Regions from separate parts of the Homo sapiens genome. Here region 1 is linked to region 2. A link is a loop called in an ENCODE intact Hi-C map of the cell type or tissue named here. Cell type or tissue: CD4-positive, alpha-beta T cell. All regions are shown on one strand. Each heading gives the region's core, and the rest is flanking DNA. Links, peaks and the distances in the headings are about the cores only.

Evidence for each region. Peaks named below come from ENCODE experiments on the same cell type or tissue, not always from the same donor. Only the 100,000 strongest peaks of a DNase experiment are listed, where the experiment ranks them.
Region 1: it touches region 2 in a loop (3-fold over the local background); 1 of 110 quality-filtered maps calls a loop at or near these places.

What each region holds. Positions count from the first base shown.
Region 1 is chr19:37,246,330-37,257,037 of GRCh38, forward strand. ZNF383 (zinc finger protein 383) reads left to right here. Exons shown (of 6, transcript NM_001387601.1): 6 at 1-2,411. It overlaps LINC01535 (long intergenic non-protein coding RNA 1535), which reads left to right and starts at 5,556. Exons shown (of 3, transcript NR_110719.1): 1 at 5,556-5,853; 2 at 9,570-9,653. In CD4-positive, alpha-beta T cell, for the core only: no CTCF peak of the experiment used is centred there; a DNase peak (open chromatin) is centred at 5,492; H3K4me3 peaks cover 1,035 bases.
Region 2 is chr19:36,949,638-36,961,525 of GRCh38, forward strand. It overlaps ZNF568 (zinc finger protein 568), which reads left to right. Exons shown (of 7, transcript NM_198539.4): 7 at 1-3,097. The coding sequence ends at 1,451. Among named protein-coding and RNA genes, the nearest start is that of ZNF568, 39 kb to the left of the region's middle. In CD4-positive, alpha-beta T cell, for the core only: no CTCF peak of the experiment used is centred there; no DNase peak of the experiment used is centred there.

The sequences.
Region 1 (10,708 bases), core at 609-8,608, 300 kb after region 2:
ATTCATGGTGGAAAAAGAGAAACACTTGTAATGAGTATAACGAAGCCTTTCCCTATCATTATTATTCAGTGTGGAATTTTAAAAGGAAGAGAAAAAGTATGTGTGCATAGTCTTTGTTCAGACTTTATCTTTTATGCTACATAAAGAATACCAGTCTGAGGCTGGGCGCGGTGGCTCACACCTGTAATCCTAGCACTTTGGGAGGCCAAGGTGGGTGGATCACTTGAGGTCAGGAGCTCGAGACCAGCCTGGCCAACATGGTGAAACCCCGTCTCTACTAAAAATACAAAAAAAACAAAAACAAAAACAAATAGCCAGGCATGGTGTTGCATGCCTGTAATCCTAGCTACTCAAGAGGCTGAGGTGGGAGGATTGCTTGAACCTGGGAGTTGGAGGTTATAGTGAGCTGAGATTGCACCACTGCACACTCCAGACTGGGTGACAGAGCGAGACTCTGTCTTACAAAATAAAAAATAAACGGTTACCAATCTGAAACCCTGAAAATATGATGAGTAGTAGAAAGCACAGCTGTCAAAAAAGCAGGAAGAGATTATAAAATTTTTTCTAATATTTCCCCCCAAAATGCAGAAAACATACTGGCAACATTATTTGACCAGAAGAAGCAGTACAATAGGATAACCATCAAATATCTGATTATTAATTCAATATTCCCTCTTAATTAACATGGGTTAAGGAATAAATCCCTAATATATACATTATTTAAATGTACATGAAAATGAAAACAATTGAAAAACCTGTGAGTGGCAGTAAAAGTTGTATTGGAAGTTTTATAACCTAATATTTGTGCATATATTGTAATACTAGGAAGAAAAAATATAGAACCCAAGGAACTAAAACAAGCTGAAATGAATTGTGGGAGGAAGGAGGTAGTATTATTTTAAAAGGCAGAAATAATTGAAAGAAAAAAACTGGATCTGAATCCAAAATTGATATTTGATGGAAGAGAAAAAAAATGAGACAAAGTTTAGTGATTCCAGAGGTGAAATAAGGATGACAAATAAACAATATTGTATATGAGAAATTGAAATGGCTATATATGTAAACTTAAAAGAACTGTGTCATTTGGGGTAATGAAAATGTGGCATGGGTAAAGGTTGTACAATTTTGTTTATATACTACAGGTCACTCAACTATACACTTTAAAAGGGTGAATATTATGCTGTGTGAATTTGATCTCAATTTAAAAACTTAAGGCTGGTTGCAGTGGCTCATGCCTGTAATTCCAGCACTTTGGGAGGCTGAGGTAGGAGAATGGCTTGAGGCCAGGAGTTCAAGACCAGTCTAGGTAACATAATGAGATCCCCCTCCCCTCATCTCTACAGAAAAAAAAAAAAATTAAAACAACAAACTTAAAAGTTGGTATTATAGACATTTTTATAATATATCTGAAAATCTGGAAAAAGTCTGTGATTTTTAATAAGTTGACGACATCAGAATTAACTGGAGGTGTAAAATCTTAATAGACCTCCCTCCAGAATAAACTTATTTAAAAAAATAAGACTGGCCAGGCATGGTGGCTCACGCCTGTAATCTCAGCATTCTGTGAGGCCAAGGCGGGTGGATCACCTGAGGTCGGGGATTTGAGACCAGCCTGACCAACATGGAGAAACCCTGTCTCTACTAAAAATACAAAAAATTAGCCGGGCGTGGTGGCTCATGCCTGTAATCCCGGCTACTCAGGAGGCTGAGGCAGGAGAAAGGCTTGAACCCGGGAGGCAGAGATTGCGGTGAGCGGGGATCATGCCATTGCACTCCAGCCTGGGCAACAAGAGTGAAACTCTCTCAAAAATAAATAAGTGAAATAAAATTTTTCTTAAAATATATTTTAAATGTCAAATTGCTACACTAAAAAAGACACCAAGGTAGAGATTTTTATAGGTGAAATCTATGAAATGTCTTAGGAAACTCTTCTAGGACATAGACTGAGATAGCAAATTATCTATTTTTAAAATTTGTCATAATCCTGATGTTACAACCTACTAGAACCCAAAACAATTTGTCCAGAATCAGTTATGAAAATACAGCATTATAAATTAGCAAATCAAATCTAGTAACCCATTGAAAATAAATATTTGTCACATTCTGAATTTAGGAAAAAACAATTCTGATAAATCAAACTTTCTACTTTCTGAAACTTGAAAATCAAATTGATTTAGATAAGATTGTATTTCTTAGTGTCTGAACTCAGGAACCAAATAGATGTGGATAGCATGGGATTTTTGGAATACAAGATAAGATAATTTACATGGGATTGCAAAAGTTCAAATAACTAAAGTTCTGTCAATGAAAATATATGCTCTAACCTCAACATCTTCTAGATGAACCCTTTTTTCTAGCAGTATTTGACAGGATGGGATATATTTTATAAATAAACTTGGACTATTATCCTATCTGCTGCAGTATCACTGTTCATTCATTTATGCCCTTTACTTCCTACTTGAAGGGTCTTTAAACATAGCCAACATATCCAATCATTGCTGTGCATTTTGGATGAGGGTGGATTGCGGGGCTGCATTCAAAGCCATCCTGGGCCACATGCAGCCTATGGAGCGTGGGTTGGATGAGCTTGATGTACCACGTTTTCTTTATCCAGTCTACCATTGATGGGCACCTGGGTTGATTCCCCATCATTGCTATTGTGAATAGTGCTGCGATCAACATACAAGTGCATTTGTCTTTTTGGTAGAATGATTTCTTTTCTTTTGGGTAGATACACAGTAATGGGATTGCTGGGTCAAATGGTAGCTCTGTTTTAAGTTCTCTGAGAAATCTCCAGGCTGCTTTTCACACTGGCTGGACTATTTTATGCTCTCACCAACAGTGTATAAGCATTCTCTTTTCTCCGCAGCCTCACCAGCATCAGTTGTTTTTTGACTTTTTGTTTGAGACAGAGTCTCGCTGTGTCACCCAGGCTGGAGTACAGTGGCATGATCTTGGCTAACTGCAACCTCCGCCTGTTGGGCTCAAACAATTCTCCCACTTTGGCGTCCCAAGTACCTGGGATTACAGGTACATGCCACCGCACCCACCTAATTTTTGTATTTTTTGTACAGATGTGGTTTCACCATGTTGCCTAGGCTGGTCTCAAACTCCTGGGTTCAAGCAATCCCCTACCTTGGCCTCCCAAACTGCTAGGATTACAGGAGTGAGCCACGGCACCCAGCTTATATTTGTGTATATGTTAAATTGTATATGTTATTTTATGTATGTGTATATATTAAGTTGTAGATTCACATATATAATTATATACACATATATTACATTATATGCACATATATTTGTTTACTCGTGCAATTTGTCCCAGCAGAAGTAAAAACTCATATAAGTAAAATAATATTTACAGGCCAGGCGTGGTGGCTCACATCTGTAATCCCAGCACTTTGGGAGGCTGAGGCGGGAGGATCACCTGAAGTCAGGAGTTTGAGACCAGTCTGGCCAACATGGTGAAACCCCGTCTCTACTAAAAATACAAAAATTAGCCGGGTGTGGTGGCGCATGCTTGTAATCCCAGCTACTCAGGAGGCTAAGGCAGGAGAATCGCTTGAACCCGGGAGGCAGGGTTTGCAGTAAGCCAAGATCACACCATTGCACTCCAGCCTGGGGTACAAGAGTGAAACTCCATCTCAAAAAAAAAAAAAAGTATTATTTTTGGTGCAAAAGTACTTTAACATCTTAAATGCTCATATAATGGAAGATACTTTAACTCTTAGAAAGAATGAGTTAGCTCCCTTTCTACTCTAAAGGTATCCTAATATCTTTGTACCTGAAGTGGTGTCTGATTCAAATTGTTATATTAAAAAAGGAAAATGCTTTATAATAATAATAATAATAAAAGAAACTTTATATAGTAGCCCTCCCTTATCTGCAGGAGATGTGTTCTAAGACCCGCAGAGGATGTATGAAACCGTGGATAGTATGACCCAATTGCTGTCGATCAGAACACATTTCTGTTTATGTTTTCCAAGCACAAATTTAATGTTTTTTTTTTTTAATCTTAACTAAGCACTTATCACACGTGGCTGTATTTTTTAGAGCTTGGGGTTCAACAAACAAGACTAGCAGAAATTTCTTTTCCTCCTTACACTTTCACAGCTAGAAGATTTGTTCTTACCATAGATCTTAGCAACCTCAGCACACGACTTATTTTCCTTATTCAGTCAAGAATTTTCACATTTTCACTTAAAGGAAACACTTTAGGGCTCCTCTTCTGCATATCTAAATTGACAGCATCACTACTCTTGCATTTTAGGGCCATCATTAGGTACAATTAGCGTCACTTAAACACAAGCGCTGTGATACTGCGGCAGTCAGTCTGATAACCAAGTTGGCTACTCACCGACTAAGGGTAGCGCATACAGCGTGCATCTGCTGAACAAAGGGGTGTTCATATCCCAGGCAGAATAAAGCAGGACAGTGAGATATTTCATCACGCTCCTCAGAACAGCCCACAATTTAAAGCTTATGAATTGTTTCTTTCGGGAATCTTGCATTTAATATTTTCAGACCACAATTTACTGTGGGTAACCGAAACTGTGGGAAGTAGAACCATGAATAAAGGGGGACTACTGTATATGCTTCTGTATGTGTGTAAATACTTACATGAATCGTGGAGAACATAATGGGAAGATGCTCATCATCTTGTTAACTCGTTATTTCAAGAGTGGAACTGGAGGGGGAATACTGCCTTTCCTTTATATTTATTTGTAATATTTCATTTTCATTATGAACATGTGTTATTTTAGTATTTTTAAATATTAATAAAGACAGGCAAAAACATGTAATTTTAATTCAAGGTGAAATCTTCAAGGCAATCATATATAATTAAACAGAGCAAATAAAACATTCTAAATCCTTGAAGGGAAAGGGGAAAAGAAAGCACAATGTAAAAACCAAGTGAATCTAAACGCAACAATATATCATAATGCCTAAGTTCGTGGGACCAATTCCAATCCAGTCCAAGGAAGCAGAGACTGGCGAGCAACATTCCCTTTCAGGCCCCTGCAGGGTCAAGAGCATGCTCCTGGAATAGACTGAGAAACTAGGGCAGGCTAAGTGAGGTGCCAGGAATAAAGACACCGCCTGACTGACACATTCTCCACTCTCCCTACACCCGCTCCTCTCACCAGCGCTTCCATCAGGCTCCAATTCCTCCCTCTTCCCAAGAGCCTCAGATTGAAACCTTGCAAGGAAGACACCCATTCTCAAAGTCACAGGCTTGGTAATCTGAGCGGCAAAGGTGAATGATCTCGTGCTCCCCCTAATCCCCACTACTCCCCTCGCCACTGCTGCCTAGCACCAGCCCCTCCTCCATAATTTGAACTGTCCTCCCAGGACTTGGAGGCGGGTCGGCCCAAGCACTTCTTACTGGCCAACATGGAGCAAACCTCCCCTCTCTTGCACATCCATTGGCTAAAAGATCTGTCTACTTAAGTCTGACTGCCACCTTCCCTTCTTTCTGTGCTGCCTGGATAGGACTGTCAGCTGGTCGCGTTTCCCATTGGTCACCGTTTCCGGAAGCCCGCCCCCACGTTTCCGGGAGCCCGGCGGACGCTGGGTCTGCAGATGCCATCCAGGCGCACGGCGGGTATAGTGGTTCCGCAACCTTGGGATGTTCGGCTGAGCGCCTGCCTAACATGGGAGCGCCTGCCTAACCCTCCTGACTGGAGGGTCAGCGGCGGGGAGTCCTGGCCTTCAATCGGCCATCGCCACGGCAGAAACTGGGGCCCGGGCTGCGTCCAGGCCCTTCCCCGTCCGTCCACAGGTCTCATGGGCGCCCGGACTGGGGCTGATGTAGTTTCCCGACCTCTGACACATAGGATCTGGAGATTAAAGGTATAAAAACGGGGACTTTTCAGCCCACTCAAGTAAAACACCCTTTTATTTTTCGGCAGGTGTTTTGTTGCAGAATGCCCTGAGGGGAGGGAGTGACTGCTGGGTTTCGGTTTATAAAATAAAATAAACTCCTGATTTAGATTATGTTTAATATGGCTCCCCAACCTTTAAAAATCCCACTTTTTGCCAGTTGTATTATTTAGTGGGATGTTGAAGGGGGGGGCCTGCGCCTCCACACCTGTGGGCGTTTCTCCTCAGGTGGGATGAAAGACTGAGAAAAGAAAAAGACACAGAGACAAAGTATACAGAAAGAAAAGTGGGCCCAGGGGACCAGCGCTCAGCATATGGAGGACCTGCGCCAGCACTGGTCTCTGAGTTCCCTCAGTATTTATTGATCATTATTTTTACCATCTCAGAGAGGGGGATGTGGCAGGACAGTAGGGTAATAGTGGGGAGAGGGTCAGCAGGAAAACATGTGAACAAAGGTCTGTCATAAACAAGGTTAAGAAAAGGTGCTGTGCTTTGGTGTGCGCGTACGCAAACATCTCGGTGCATTAAAGAGCAGTATTGCTGCCAGCGTGTCTCACCTCCAGCCTTAAGGCAGTTTTCACCTATCTCAGTAAATAGAACATACAATCGGGTTTTACACGGAGACATTCCATTGCCCAGGGATGAGCAGGAGACAGATGCCTTCCTCTTACCTCAACTGCAAAGATGCCCTCCTCTTTCACTAATCCTCCTCAGCACAGACCCTTTATGGGTGTCCGGCTGGGGGATGGTCAGGTCTTTCCCTTTGCTCTGTTACCAGGCTGGAGTGCAGTGGCACAATCTCCACTCACTGCAATTTCTACCTCCCAGATTCAAGTGATTCTCTTACTTCAGCCTCCTGAGTAGCTGGGATTACAGGCGCGTGTCACCACGCCCAGCTAATTTTTGTATTTTTAGTAGAGATGGGGTTTCACCATGTTGGCCAGGATGATCTCGATCTCTTGACCTCATGATTTGCCCGCCTCGGCCTCCCAAAGTGGGTTTTGATTTTTTTTATAGTGGTAATGATTCTGTCTTCTTAACTCCTTTAAAATCTTAGTCAGTGGGCTGGGCGCTGTGGCTCATGCCTGTAATCCTAGCACTTTGGGAGGCCGAGGCGGGTGGATCACTTGAGGTCAGGTGTCTGAGACCAGCCTGGCCAAGATGGTGAAACCCCATCTCTACTAAAAATACAAAAATTAGCCGGGCGTGGTGGCGGGCACCTGTAATCCCAGCTACCCAGGAGGCTGAGGCACGAGAATCACTTGAACCTGGGAGGTGGAGGTTTCATTGAGCCGAGATTGTGCCACTGCACTCCAGCCTGGGCATAGAGCAAGACTCAGTCTAAAAATATATATATATATATATATATATATATATATATGTTGGTGGATCTCTTACTTTCACAGGATTTATTTCATAGTGTGAATGAGACACCTCCTATAGGCTCCAGGTTGCTAACTTCATGAGGTGTGAAGATTCGGTGCTTTATAAAACAGCCCCCACATTCTTCATAGGCCTGTCCTTAATTCTCAGCACCCCTCTGCTTCTGACATTGTACCTAAAATTAAGTTTTTTGTGGTTATATGAGAGCTCTGGAAATGCCCAGCATTAGCCACTAATGTTTCCGTTTGATATTTCCCCATATCTTAATAGTGACCCTCAATCCATTACTCAGATGGGTGTCCTTTTCTTGGATGTCTGGAAACTAATACCAGCTATCCCTGTGACCTCCCTGCTGAGCCACCATTTTGTCTTTTCTCTTTTCTTGTCTACAATTGTGTTCGTAACCCTCAGCTCTTTCATGAGCAGCCTTGATGCTTTCGACTGCTTCTAACTCTGAGTTTATTACCCGCAGTTTCCATGAGCCAAGTTTAGGGGCCTGTGAGACCGTCCCATGTAAATTTTCACATTCCTCTAACCAAAATGTAGTGTTTCCTTCCATCCAGAATGTAGGCCGTAGACCCCGTGGGTATGGGGCATTGTTAACAGTGAGACCACAGCAGTTTTTATGTCATCTGACAGCATCTCCAAATAGCCTTCATGGTTGTCACTGCTTCCCAATGACAATTCCAAATAACAGTTCCCAGTGATGACTTGCTACTTGATATTGTTACTTAATATGTTAAGGTGGCTGTTGTAGGCACTATTACTGTGTAAGAAATTACACCAAAATTTAGTGGCTCAACACAATCATTATGTTTGTGGATTCTCATGCTCATGGTCAAGATTTCAGACAGGGCACAAGAGTGGCCTGCTGTCTCTGTCCATGATGTCTGGCTTCAGCACGGAAGACTCAACAGCTGGGGGCTGGAACCATTTGGAGGCTTGTTCCCTTATATCTGATACCTGGCTTGGGATGTTGGAAGATGGGGCTCAGCTGGGACTGAGTGCCTACATGTAGTGTTTCCATGTGGCCTTGACTTCCTTACAGCCTGGCAGTCTCAGGGTAGTCAGAATTCTTAGGTGGCACAGGTTCCCAGGGCAGATGCTGAGTGGTCTTTTATGAGGTAACACAACAAATCCACCCAGGATCGGGGAGACAGGACATCGATTCTGCCTCTCAAAGGGAGGAGTGGCCATTTTTTAAAAATTGCCACAGCAACATGCCTATTAATATATCAGAAAAATTTGAAGTATCCTGATAGCTGCATTTCTTTTTTTTTTTTTTTTTTTAAACGGAGTCTCTCTCTGTCATCCAGGCTGGAGGAGTGCAGTAGCACGATCTCGGCTCATTGCAACCTCCGCCTCCCGGGTTCAAACGATTCTCCTGCCTCAGCCTCCTGAGTAGCTGGGACTATAGGCACACGTCACCATGCCCAGCTACTTTTGTATTTTTAGTAGAGACAGGGTTTCACTATGTTGGCCAGGATGGTCTCGATCTCTTGACCTCATGATCTGCCCACCTCAGCCTCCCAAAGTGCTGGGATTACAGGGGTGAGCCACCACTCCTGGCCAATAGCTGCATTTCTAAGTAATTAGTCTCCTTTGAAATTCTATGAATTTTATTTCCTGTAGTTTACAGCATTATTTTGAGAAGGGATCAAAGACTCTTCCATATATCAGAAGGATCCTGGACAGAACAAGCTCACTGCCAACCATTTCCCCCAATATATACATGTATATATGTATTTTTTTTTTTTTTTTTTTTGAGACACAGTCTCACTCTGTTGCCCAGGCTGGAGTGCAGTGGTGCAATCTTGGCTCACTGCAGCCTCCGCCTCATGGGTTTGAGCGATTCTCGTGCCTCAGTCTTCCAAGTAGCTGGGATTACAGTTGTGCACCACCACTCCTGGCTCATTTTTTCTATTTTTAGTAGAGACTGGTTTCATTGTGTTGGCAGGGCTAGTCTTGGACTCCTGGTCTCAGTGATCCGCCCGCCTTGGCCTCCCGTAGTGCTGGGATTATAGGCGGGAGCCACCATGCCCAGTCCATTTCCCCCAGTATTTGAAATGCACAGTTTCTGCTCTGGTTCATTGGTCAGGGCAGGACTTTCTCGTTTGCCTTAAACCTAACAGTAGTTTAGAAATTGGCCTGTAACTTTTTTTGGCATGATTTCCTTCTGTTTGTGCTGATATTTTTCTCACCTCAATAAGGATAGGAGCTTCTTTTCCTTTTTTTTTTTTTCCAGGTAGAATCATGTTTTCTTTTAATTGAATACTTAACTCACAATGTTTCCTGTTTTGCAGCTGCTCTGCTAATAATTAGGTTCCCACCTCTCAAGATCATTAGGAGCTTCTTTTCCAATTCCTCTGTTTTGCATGCATTGGAAGGTAAGTTTCCTTGTAAACCAGATTTTGGACTCTGCAGGCTTTGCCAAATGGCCTTTTTACCCTCATGTATATTGCATTTTCTTTGGATAGTCTCATGGATTCTCAAGGATATTGTATTCCTGTATTTTACCATTCATGAGTTTAGAAGTGTGTTTACTTTCCTGAGTTTTCATTTTCTTTTTCTTCTGTCATATGTAATTTACAGAGCAAATACCTACCAGAATGGATAACTTGAGAGATGTGGAAAGTGAGTTTCTTTGCGCTTATCTAGTGAGGGTGATTTTTAGTCAATAAGCATTTGGTATATGCCTGGGAATCCAACAGCTGCTATTTAGATTCAGAGCCAGCCTTTATTTATCAGCTTTCTGATGCTGAACCCATCAGTGAACTTCTCTGTATATTTGATTCATCATAAGGAAAATGGTGACGCCGAGGGTGACTGATTTCCAGGTTTACATCGGTTGCCCCAGGGGAAGTGCCTGGCCCCCATCTGGTCCTTGCTGCTCTAACTTTGCCCTGTTAATTGAAGAAATGCAGGTATAAACACTTCCTGGGTTGTTGCTGGCATTTATTGTCCTCACAGTTTACAGAGAAGCCCATATTTTCAGCCTCTTCCTCTGCTTTCTGTCATTTCTGAACCATCTCACCCGACCTGGTGTAATTTTCATTGTGTGTGAGTTTGCACAGATGTAATTTGGGCCTACATGTGTCCAAAGCCTAATGCCCACCTCCCACCTCCACTAGGATCTGGAGCTCAGGACCCACTACCTCCCCGGCCCACTGCAAGCTTGAACATTTGATGGTGGACACCCCTCCCTGACTTTGTATTATGGTGGGTTCTCTTGGGTCTTGTTCTCTGTGGGTCTGTCCTGCGCTATACTGTGTGGAGCCGGGGGGATTTTCCCTGTGTTCCCAAAAGAGGGTCACAAGGAGTTTTTGAGCAAAGAGGGGCTGATAGTTCTTAAGGGTATCCCACAGAAGGGAGAGGCCAGACATATTCAGGAAAATCTTGTTTTTTTATTCTTGTAGGTCCAGATTTTGGATGAATCTCTATA
Region 2 (11,888 bases), core at 1,542-9,541:
TTCCTCTGAGTTCAGACATTGTTACTTCAAGACAAAGCTTCTATGACTGTGACTCACTTGATAAGGGTTTGGAACATAATTTAGACTTACTTAGATATGAGAAAGGCTGTGTAAGAGAGAAACAGAGTAATGAGTTTGGGAAACCATTTTACCATTGTGCATCCTATGTTGTAACCCCCTTTAAGTGTAATCAGTGTGGACAAGACTTCAGTCATAAATTTGACCTCATTAGACATGAGCGAATTCATGCTGGAGAGAAACCTTACGAATGTAAAGAATGTGGAAAAGCCTTCAGTAGGAAGGAAAATCTTATTACACATCAGAAAATTCATACTGGGGAAAAACCGTATAAGTGTAATGAATGTGGAAAAGCTTTCATTCAGATGTCAAACCTTATTAGACACCACAGAATTCATACTGGGGAGAAACCTTATGCATGTAAGGATTGTTGGAAAGCCTTCAGTCAGAAATCAAATCTCATTGAACATGAGCGAATTCACACTGGAGAGAAACCCTATGAATGTAAGGAATGTGGGAAATCCTTCAGCCAGAAGCAAAATCTTATTGAGCACGAGAAAATTCATACTGGGGAGAAACCTTATGCATGTAATGAATGTGGTAGAGCTTTTTCTCGAATGTCATCTGTTACGCTACATATGAGAAGTCACACAGGGGAGAAACCCTATAAATGTAATAAATGTGGAAAAGCTTTCTCTCAATGCTCAGTATTTATTATACATATGAGAAGTCACACTGGTGAGAAACCCTATGTATGTAGTGAATGTGGGAAAGCCTTCTCTCAGAGTTCATCCCTAACCGTACATATGCGAAATCATACAGCTGAGAAACCCTATGAATGTAAGGAATGTGGAAAAGCCTTCAGCAGGAAAGAAAATCTCATTACACATCAGAAAATTCACACTGGAGAGAAACCTTATGAATGCAGTGAATGTGGGAAAGCTTTTATTCAGATGTCAAACCTCATTCGACACCAGAGAATTCATACGGGTGAGAAACCCTATGCATGTACAGTATGTGGAAAAGCCTTTAGTCAGAAATCAAACCTCACTGAACATGAGAAAATTCATACTGGAGAGAAACCTTATCATTGTAATCAATGTGGGAAAGCTTTCAGTCAGAGACAAAATCTTCTTGAGCATGAAAAAATTCATACTGGAGAGAAACCATTCAAATGTAATGAATGTGGTAAAGCCTTCTCTCGAATCTCATCCCTCACTCTTCATGTGAGAAGTCACACAGGGGAGAAACCCTATGAATGTAATAAATGTGGGAAAGCCTTTTCTCAGTGCTCATTACTTATTATACATATGAGAAGTCATACTGGTGAGAAACCCTTTGAATGTAATGAATGTGGGAAAGCATTCTCTCAAAGAGCATCCCTTTCTATACATAAGAGAGGTCATACAGGTGAGAGACACCAAGTATATTAAATGAAAGAAGGCCTCTTAAATTCAACCCATGTTTTACTTAAAATATCTTGGCATAAGCTCAAAAAAGCCAGGATCTTTATGGAAAAATTTTAATACTTTGTTAAAAGGTGTAAGACTGGAATAAATGGAAAGAAATACCATATACATAGATGGAAAAACCCAGTATTATAAAAACCTCAATTCTGAAAATCTATAGACTGAATGCAGTTCCAAACAAAATCAACTAAGAATTTTCTAGGATCTTTCAAAAATGATTATAAAATTCATGTGAAATAGAAGTGTATGAATTGCTGCGACAATTTTGAAAAGAATAGAGGAAACACCCTCACTGTATGATATAAAGTTATAGTCATTTAAAAATGTGTGATATTAGTACATTAGTAGGTAAATGAGCAGATTTTAAAGAATAGAATATCCAGAAGCAGATTCATGAATATATGTGAACTCAGTGTATGTTAGACCTGACATCATGAATTAGTAGGGAAATGATGACCTAGTCAATAAAATTGCTGGGAATATTTGACTCTCCGTATTGGAGAAAATAAAATTACAACATTACGACATACTAAAAAATCAATATTCTTTTTTTTTTTTTTTTTTTTTTGAGACAAGCGTCTCACTCTGTCGCCCAGGCTGGAGTACGGTGGTGCAATCTCAGCTCACTGCAGCCTCTGCTTTCCGGGTTTTTTTGTTTTGTTTTGTTTTGTTTTTTGTATTTTTAGTAGAGACGGGGTTTCACCATGTTGGCCAGGGTAGTCTTGAACTCCTGACTTCAAAAGTGATCGCCCTCTTTGGCCTCCCAAAGTGCTGGGGTTTACAGGCTTGAGCCACTGCACCTGGCCAAAAAATTAACATTCTAAAGGATTTAAATACTGGAATTTGAAAAGCCAAACTGTGAAACCATTGGGAGAAAATAGATGATATTGTCTATGACGTTGAGGCCAAGGAGCTTTTTTTTTTTTTTTTTCAAGACAAAAGGACTCTGTAATTCCACTTCTAGGTATATATACATCCTATAGAAACTCACAAATAATGCATAAGAAATATATATATAATATATGTATGTATGTATAGCCAGATGCAGTGGCACATGCCTGTAATCCCAGCTACTTGGGAGGCTGATAGAAGAAGATAACTTGAGGTCAGGAGTTCAAGACCAGCCTGGGAAACATAGCAAGACCCCATCTCTTAAAAAAAAAGAAATATATAGACATATATCTGCATTGAAAACAACCTAAATATTCATCAGTGGGGTAATGGATGAATAAAATATGATATATTCAAATGATAGAATAGTATACAGCACTTAAAAGCAGTGAACCAGATCCATATTGTGTAACATGGATAGTTAAAACAATGTTGAATGAAAAAAATCAAAATACAAATGAAACATTGTGTAATAATATTTATGTAAATTGGAATGAAATCATTTATAAAGAACAACTGTTTCTATTATTGAAAATTGTATGTAAAACTATTTAAAATAGAATAGAAGGATACACACCCAATTATTGATAGCATTGTCTCTGGAGATTGAATTTGAGGCTGTTGATTAAAAGGAGACTTTAGCTTTGCTTGTAGTTTTTATACCTTAAAAAGACTGGTAGCATATAAAATAAATCTTAAAAGCTAATTATACACAATGACAATATGAATGTTTACTTGTAATAGTGTTTTTCTTGTTCTTTCTCACAACAGGCCAAGGGAAGCCTGTGCCCATAGAAGGAAATGTTATAATGGATTCATATGCCCTATCAGATGCTCAACTATTTTATGAAAAATCTCTCTAGAAAATTAGTAATTAGAATATTCTTGTTTATTATATAATGTGAAATTAGCACATTTTAGCAACTTGATGATGCTGTGTTTTTATATTTTAACATTTCTGAAATTGGACTCCTTTCAACTGATGATATCTTAGATTCAAGTAAATATTTAATTATTAAAAATTTGAAAATCAGATGCCAGTATAACAAATGAAATGTGTTTTTATTTACTAGCTCCGGGCATCATGTCTACTACTCACGGTGCCTGTCCTTTCAGTGGAGCCAGTATTATTAGACAGCAAATTTATTAGGTTCATAGCTAACTAATTACCAATATATTTAGAGTATTGTGGAGAGATTAAGATTTTTCCTGGGAAAGTGACTTTGCAATATTTGTTTTCTTGCCCTGTAATTTTCCATACAACCAGCATAGGCATTAATATCATTGTTAATTATAACAATATTTTGAAATGAGAAATCATTTATTTCCTGAGGTGGCCATAAGCAATTGTGTAAAAGTGTGTTGGTTTTAATCTAGAGACCATTTTATTCTTTTTACAACTCTTGACTTACACAGCCCATCCGGTTTTGGTTGGAAATGGTGGTGAACTTAGACCCTGAGCACTAATAGTAGAGTTCCTCTTGAAGAGTCTCATTCTCTGTAATAATACATGAACCAACCCTTACAGAGGTGATGTTTTTATTATGCCATCTCTACAATATTAGTTGATATACATTACAGAAAGCTGCTAATGCCTTTTTAAAAAGGAGATAGGGCCAGACGCAGTAGCTCAAGCCTGTAAACCCAGCGCTTTGGGAGGCCGAGGCGGGTGGATCACCTGAGGTCAGGAATTCAAGACCAGTCTGGTCAACAGGATGAAACCCCGTCTCTACTAAAAATACAAAAATTAGCCAGGCATGGGGCGGGTGCCTGTAATCCCAACTACTCAGAAGGCTGAGGCAGGAGAATTGCTTGAATGCGGGAGGCAGAGGTTGCAGTGAGCCAAGATTGTGCCACTGCACTCCAGTCTGCGTGACAGAGTAAGACCCTTTCTCAAAAAAATAAAAAATAAATAAAAAGGAGATAGGCTGGGTGTGGTGGCTCACGCCTGTAATCCCAGCACTTTGGGAGGCCTAGGCGGGCCGATTACTTGAGGTCAGGAGTTCGAGACCAGCCTGGCCAATATGGTGAAAGCCCACCTCTACTAAAAATACAAAAATTAGCTGGGCGTGGTGGTGCATGCCTGTAATCCTAGCTACTCAGGAGGCTGAGGCAGGAGAATTGCTTGAACCTAGAGGGGCGGAGGTTGCAGTGAGCCAAGATCACGCCAGTGCACTTCAGCCTGGGCGACACAGCAAGACTCTGCCTCAAAAAAATAAAAACAATACAAAGGAGATAAAAATAGGGGGTGTTTGTGAAAAGGGATCTTTAGCTTTTATGATTGAACATTAACTACATTTGTTTGAAGTTGATTTCACAAAAGTAAATCTCAGACTAAAGATGTGAAGTACAACCATGACTATCAGTTTTGATTGTTATTAGGTATTTTTGAAGACTGATGGTGACTTAACAACAGCAGGGACTGACTTCAGTGAAAACAATGACAACTTACCCAAACTGAAATATCTAAATGAGTATTATCATTTCGTAGTCCCTTCTTCAATAAGTTTTATACTAAATCCAGTTTTGCTAGCATACCCAATATTTATGTGTAAACTTTTTTTTTTTTTTTGAGACAAAGTCTTGCTCTGTCACCCAGGCTGCAGAGCAATGGCGTGATCTTGGCTCACTGCAACCTCTGCCTCCGGGTTCAAGTGATTCTCCTGCCTTAGCCTCCCAAGCAGCTGGGACCACAGGTGCGTGCCACCATGCCTGGCTAATTTTTTTTTTTTTTGTATTTTTAATGGAGCTGGGGTTTCACCATGTTGGCCAGGCTGGTCTCGAATCCTGACCTCAGGTGATCCACCCACCTTGGCCTCCCAAAGTGCTGGGATTACAGGTGTGAGCCACTGTACCAGCCTGTAAACCTTTTTCTTTTTTTGGAGAGGGGGTCTCCCTCTGTTGCCCAGGCTGGAATGCAGCAGCATGATCTCGGTTCACTGCAACCTGCGCCTCCTGGGTTCAAGTGATTCTCCTGCCTCAGCCTCCTGAGTAGCTGGGGCTACAAGCTCCCGCCACCATGCCCGGCTAATTTTTGTATTTTCATAGAGACAGGGTTTCACTACGTAGGTCAAGCTGGTCTGTGAGCCACCATGCCCAGCCTGTAAACCTTTTTTTAAAAAATGGTTTTCGCATTTCGTGTATCCACACAAGTAACCCTGTATAAATATTTGTGAGACTTTTTTTTTTTGTCTAAACAGTTGTTTTTATCTGTGATTTTCTTTTTAATGTTTTTTGTTTGTTTGTTTGTTTGTTTTTGGCCTGTACTTTATATGCCTTAAATCCTCTGCCCCTTTCTTTACATAGCTTTAGAGTCAACAGAGAAATGTAAAATTCCACTTAAGGCCCATAAGGACAACCTTAGATTTCTCTTTTGGCCTCTCTCACCCCAGTAAGACTGGCTGAACCTATCAGGTGAGGTAAAGTGCCTCAGAGTAGGTCTAAAAGGGCGTTTTACTGATCTTGTGTCAGCAAGCAGATGATCTGGTCTCTGTAAATTCATTTTTTCCTTCTGTCCTAAGGGGTAGAAATAATAAGATAGATATAAGTGACTGAGACAGACTTTGAAAAAAATCATTAATTAAATCATGGTGAATTCTTCTTTTCCTGGACACACATGAGTTACTGCCTAGAGAGTTTCCATTCTAGAGTTCAAACTTCATAAGAGGTTCAGTTCCTGTGAATGGCCTCAAAACACACAGAATAAAACATACTAATAGTGGCTTGGACTAGACACAGCAGTAGAAATTGATAGATTTCAGATACATTTTGGAGGTGATTCAACATAATGAGTTCATATGAAAGATGAGGAGTAAAGAGATAAAGGATAACTCCTATGTTTTTATGGAAAGAAACTGGCTGGCCGGTGGACCATTTGATAAAAATGCAGCAGGCTGGGGAGAAATATTTTAGAGTAAAGGTTGGGGATGGACTCAAGATGTGTGATGGACTTTCTTTTCAGCTGTTTCCCAGAAGCAGGCTTTGAGATGAGGATTCCTATGCAAGTGATTTATTAAGGAAGTGCTTTCAGTAAGAGGGGTAAGAGAATGGAGGAAGCAGAATAAGAAAAAGAAGTAAGTCAAGGGTGTGATCGCAGGCACAGTCCTGCCATGGATGGTGTCATCCTGATCCCTGTGGGAACTCGAGTGTAAGCTATGCCTCAGACTTTTCAAGATTCCACCTTCAGGACTGAGGCACTTGTGCTGCCAACTTCTGAGAATCTTGGCTGCTGACAACTCACAGCTAAATTCCTCTAAGGAATTGCTGTTGGACGAAAGGAGCTGCCTTATGCAAGGTTACACTGTCTCCCTTCAGGCAGCTTGGCCCACGTTGCCTCAGTTTAGAGCAACTCTGAAGAGCAATCCCAGCTCTAGAGCTCCCCAGGGAACAAATTTCAACTGCATCAGTTTAATTTCTCTTTCCATCCAGTTCTGCTTTATTCATTTCCTTACTGCTGATGTTCCCAAGAGATCTCCCCAATAAACCCTATCATAGATTTCCATCTCAGATTCTCTTTTCCTGGGAAACTGACTTAAAACAGTAGACATTTTGCAACAGTAGTCCTCAAATTGAAATTTAAAAAAAACTTTTTTTTTTTTTTGAGACAGGGTGTCACTCTGCTGCCCAGGCTGGAGTATGTGATGCAATCTTGGCTCACTGAAACCTCTGCCTCCCAGGCTCAAGCGATTCTCATGCCTCAGCCTTCTGAGTAGCTGGGATTACAGGTGTGCACCACCATGCTCAGCTAATTTTTTGTATTTTTGGTAGAGATGGGGTTTCACTATGTTGGCTAGGCTGGTCTTGAACTCCTGGCCTCAAGTGATCTGCCCACCTTGGTCTCCCAAATTGCTGAAATTACAGGTGTTAGCCACAGCACCCAACCAAAAAATATTTTTGATTCATTTGAAACTAATAAACTCATTACATGTTAATACAAGCAATAAATTTTTATGAAATTATTTTATGAAAAAGAATTATTTCCAAAACCAAAAAACATAATAAGAGCGTCATTGTTACACAACTTTCAAATACTTTAAATTACTTAAAAGTAGACAGCTGGGTTCTCATATCTGCTTCTACATTCAGTCACATGTCATGTAAGACTGGGAAACTCCATTCTTACTCATGAGCAAATGAGATCAAAAGAAGGAAAAATATGAAAATAGTTTCAATCTCAAGGCCCCCTAGGGATTTCCAGACTGTTCTTTTTTTTTTTTTTTTTTTTTTTTTTTTTTTAAATGGAGTCCTGCTCTGTCGCCCAGGCTGGAGTGCAGTGGCGCGATCTCGGCTCACTGCAATCTCTGCCTCCCGGGTTAAGCGATTCTCCCTGCCTCAGCCTCCCAAGTAGCTGGGATTACAGGCGCCTGCCACCATGGCTGGCTAACTTTTGTATTTTTAGTAAAGATGAGGTTTGGCCATGTTGGCCAGGCTGGTCTTGAACTCCTGACCTCAGGTGATCCGCCTCAGCCTCCCAGAGTGCTGGGATTACAGGCATAAGCCCACACGCCTGGCTCAAACTGTTCTTTAACTGCTGTTGTGACATTTGGTGTGGTTTCTTCAAAAACTTGATGTCATGGGCTAAAGAGGTGTATAAACAGGAGGCTAAAGGGAAGCATGGGCAAGCTCTCTAGAAGTGGTCTCAGATGGAGGACTTGAGAAACAAAGAAGATGGATAAGGAAAATGTTAAATATGTGGGTAAATAGAAACAAATATTGGCAGGTGGAAAAGAAGAGCAAGATTGATTTACAGGGTTTTCAAAGGCCATGAAAGTACTGGGAAACAATGGTATATAATTCAGTGGATTGGAGTGGGTTTGATTTAAAGTATTTCAAGTCTCTTTACTATTAAATATAAAGCTAATTTTTAAGATTCAGATTTTGAAGGATTGTAAGAGACCCAAAAGATTGCCTTATTGAGTTGAGGAAGTTCCCTTTATTCCTAAGTTTGCTGACTGTTTTTATTGTGATTGGGTGTTGGATTTTTGTCAAGTGATTTTTCTGCATCTATTGACATGATTATATGATTTTTCTTCTTTAGCCTCTTGATGTTATGAATGAGATTAATAGATTTTCAAAGGTTGAATCAATCTTGCATTTCTGGGATAAATCCCACTTGATTGTGGTGTATAATTCTTTTTATATATTATTGGATTTGATTTGCTAATATTTTATTGAGTATTTTTGCATCTGTATTCATGAGAGATATTGTTCTGTAGTTTTCTTTTCTTGTAATATGTTTCTCCTGGTTTTGGTATTAGGATAATGCTGGCCTCATAGACTGAGTTAGGGAATATTTCCTTTTTCTAGAAGAGAGGGTAGAGAATTGATAAACTTTCTTATATGTTTGGGAGCATTAATCAGTAAACCCATCTGGGCCTGATGCTTTCTATTTTGGAAGGTTAATAGTTATTGATTCCATTTATTTAATAGATACAGGCCTGTTTGGATTGTCTGTTTATTCTTGGTGAGTTTTGACAGATTGTGTCTTTCAAGGAATTAGTCTGTTTCATGTAGATTATCAAATTTGTGGGCATAATATGCTTTATACGCTTTTATTCTTGTTCATAATATTCTTTCTTTTTTTCTTTTTTCTTTTTCTTTCTTTTTTTTTTTTTTTTTTTTTTGAGACAGGGTCTCTCTTTCGCCCAGGCTGGAGTACTGTGGCACAATCTTGGCTCACTGCAACCTCCACCTCCCGGGTTCAAGCAATTCTCTTGCCTCAGCCTCCCAAGTAGCTGGGATTACAGGCGTGCACCACCAAGCCCAGCTAATTTTTTTGTATTGTTAGTAGAGACAGGGTTTCGCCATGTTGGCCAGACTGGTCTCAAACTCCTGACCTCAAGTGATCGAACCTCCTCGGCCTCCCAAAGTGCTGAGATTACAGGCGTGAGCCACCACGCCCAGCCAGGTGGAGTCTTTAGATTTTCCTAGATATAGGATTATATCATCAACAAAAAGGCACAATTTGACTTCCTCTTTTCCAATTTGGATACCTTTTATTTCTTTCTCTTGCCTGATTGGTCTGGCTAGGATTTCCATTACTATGTTGAATAGGAGTGGTGAAAGTCGGCATTGTTCCAATTCTTAGTGGAAATGCTTTCAGATTTTCCCTATTCACTATGGTGTTAGCTGTGGGTTTGTTATATATAACCTTTATTATTCTGAGGTATGTACCTTCTGTGCCTAGCTTGTTGAAGTTTTTATTGTGAAAGCATGTTGAATTTTATCAGATGCTTTTTCTGCATCTATTGAGATGATTATATGGTTTTTGTCCTTTATTCTGATGTGATGTATCATGTTAACTGATTTGCATACATTGACCCATCTTTGCATCCCTGGTGCAAATCTCACTTGATTGTGGTGTATTATCATTTTGCTGTGCTATTGGATTTGGTTTGTTAGTGCTTTTTTGAGGATTTTTGCATCTACCTTTGTCAGATATCAGCCTTTAGTTTTCTTTTTATGTTGTGTCCTTCTCTGGTTTTGGTAATAGGATGATCCTGGCCTTGTAGAATGAACTGGGGAGAATTCTCTCCTCTTTTATTTTTTGAAATAGTTTCAGGAGAATTGGTATTAGTTTTTCTTTGTATGGTATAATTTGGCTGTGATTCCAAGTGACCCTGGGCTTTTCTTGGTTGGGACACTTTTTATTACTGATTTAATCTCACTACTTAGTGGTCTGTTCAGATTTTATATTTCCTCGTCATTCAGTCTTGGTAAGTTTTATGTTTTCAGGAATATATCTGTTTTCCCTAGGTTTTCTAGTTTGTCAGTATATAGCTGCTCGTAAGTCTCTGACACTCTCTTGTATTTCTGTAGTATCAGTTGTAATGTCTCCTTCTTCATTTCCAATTTTGCTTATTTGGGTATTCTCTCTTCTTGGTTAGTCTAGCTAGTGGTTTATCAATTTGGGTTATCTTTTTGAATAACCAACTTTTCATTTTGTGGATCCTTCATATTGTTTTAGTCTCCATTTCATTTAATTCTGCTCTGATCTTTATTATTTCTTTTATTTTGCTAATTTGTGGTTTGGCTTTTTCTTGTTTTCTAGTTCTTTGAGGTACATTGTTAGAGTGTTAATTTGTAATTGTTCTACTTTTTTTTTTTTTTTTTTTTTTGAGACAGAGTCTCCTCGCTCTGTTGCCCAGGCTAGAGTGCAATGGTGTAATCTTGGCTCACTGTAACCTCTGCCTCCCGGGTTCAAGTGGTTCTCCAGCCTCAGCCTCCCGAGTACCTGGGATTACAGGTGCTCACCACCATGCCCAGCTAATGTTTGTATTTTTAGTAGAAATCGGGTTTCACCATGTTGGCCAGGCTGGTCTCGAACTCCTGACCTCAGGTGATCCACCCGCCTCGGCCTCCCAAAGTGTTGGGATTACAGGTACGAGCCACTGTGCCCAGCTAACTTTTTTGATTGCATTCTACATTTATTGCTATAAGCTTCCCTCTTAACACTACTTTTGCCTTATTTCACAGGTTTGGGAATGTTGTGTTTTCATTTTCGGTTGTTTCAAGAAACTTTCCTTTGGCCTGGCATGGTGGCTCACCATGTAAAAATACAAAAATTAGCTGGGGTGGTGGCACTTGCCTGTAATCCCAGCTACTCGGGAGGCTGAGGCAGGAGAATCACTTGAATCTGGGAGGCAGAGGTTGCAGTAAGCCGAGATCATGCCATTGCACTCCAGCCTGGGCAACAAGAGTGAAACTCCATCTCAAAAAAAAAAAAAATTTTTTTTTCTTTCAATTTTCATTTTAATTATGATCTTTAGTGGTTATTTGGGAATATGATATTTAATTTCCATTTATTGGTATAGTTTCCAAAGTTCCTCTTGGTGTTAATCTCTAGTTTTATTCCGTTGTGGTCTAAGATACTTGATAAGATTTCAGCTTTTAAAAATTTGTTGAGACTTGTTTTGAGGCCTACTCGATGGCCTATTATGGAGAATGTTCCATGTACTGATGAAAATAATGTATAGTCTGCATCTGTTGGGTGAAAGGTTCTGTGAATATCTGTTAGGTGTGTTTGGTCTAAAGTCCAGTTTAAATCTAATTTTTTAAAACTCTGATTTTTTAAAACTGTCTAATGCTGAGAATGGGATGTTGAAGTCCCTCATTATTATTGTAATGCAGTCTCTCTCTTTAGATCTAGTAATATTTGCTTTATGAATCTGGGTACTTCAGTGTTGGCTGCATATATATTTAGAATTGTTATATCCACTGCTGGTTTAATCACTTTATGGTTATATAATGACCTTCTTTGTCTTTTTTTTTTTTTTTAACTCTTTTTGACTTAAAAACTCTTTAATCTATTAGAAATATAGCTACTCCTGCTCACTTTTGGTTTCCATTTTCATGGAATATCTTTTTCCATCCTTTTACTTTCAGTCTATATGTGTCATTACCAGTAAGGTGAGTTTTTTATAAGTAGGATATTTGGGGATCTTTTTAAAAAAAAAATCCATTCAGCCATTCTCTATTTTTTAAGTGGGAAATTTAATCCATTTATATTCA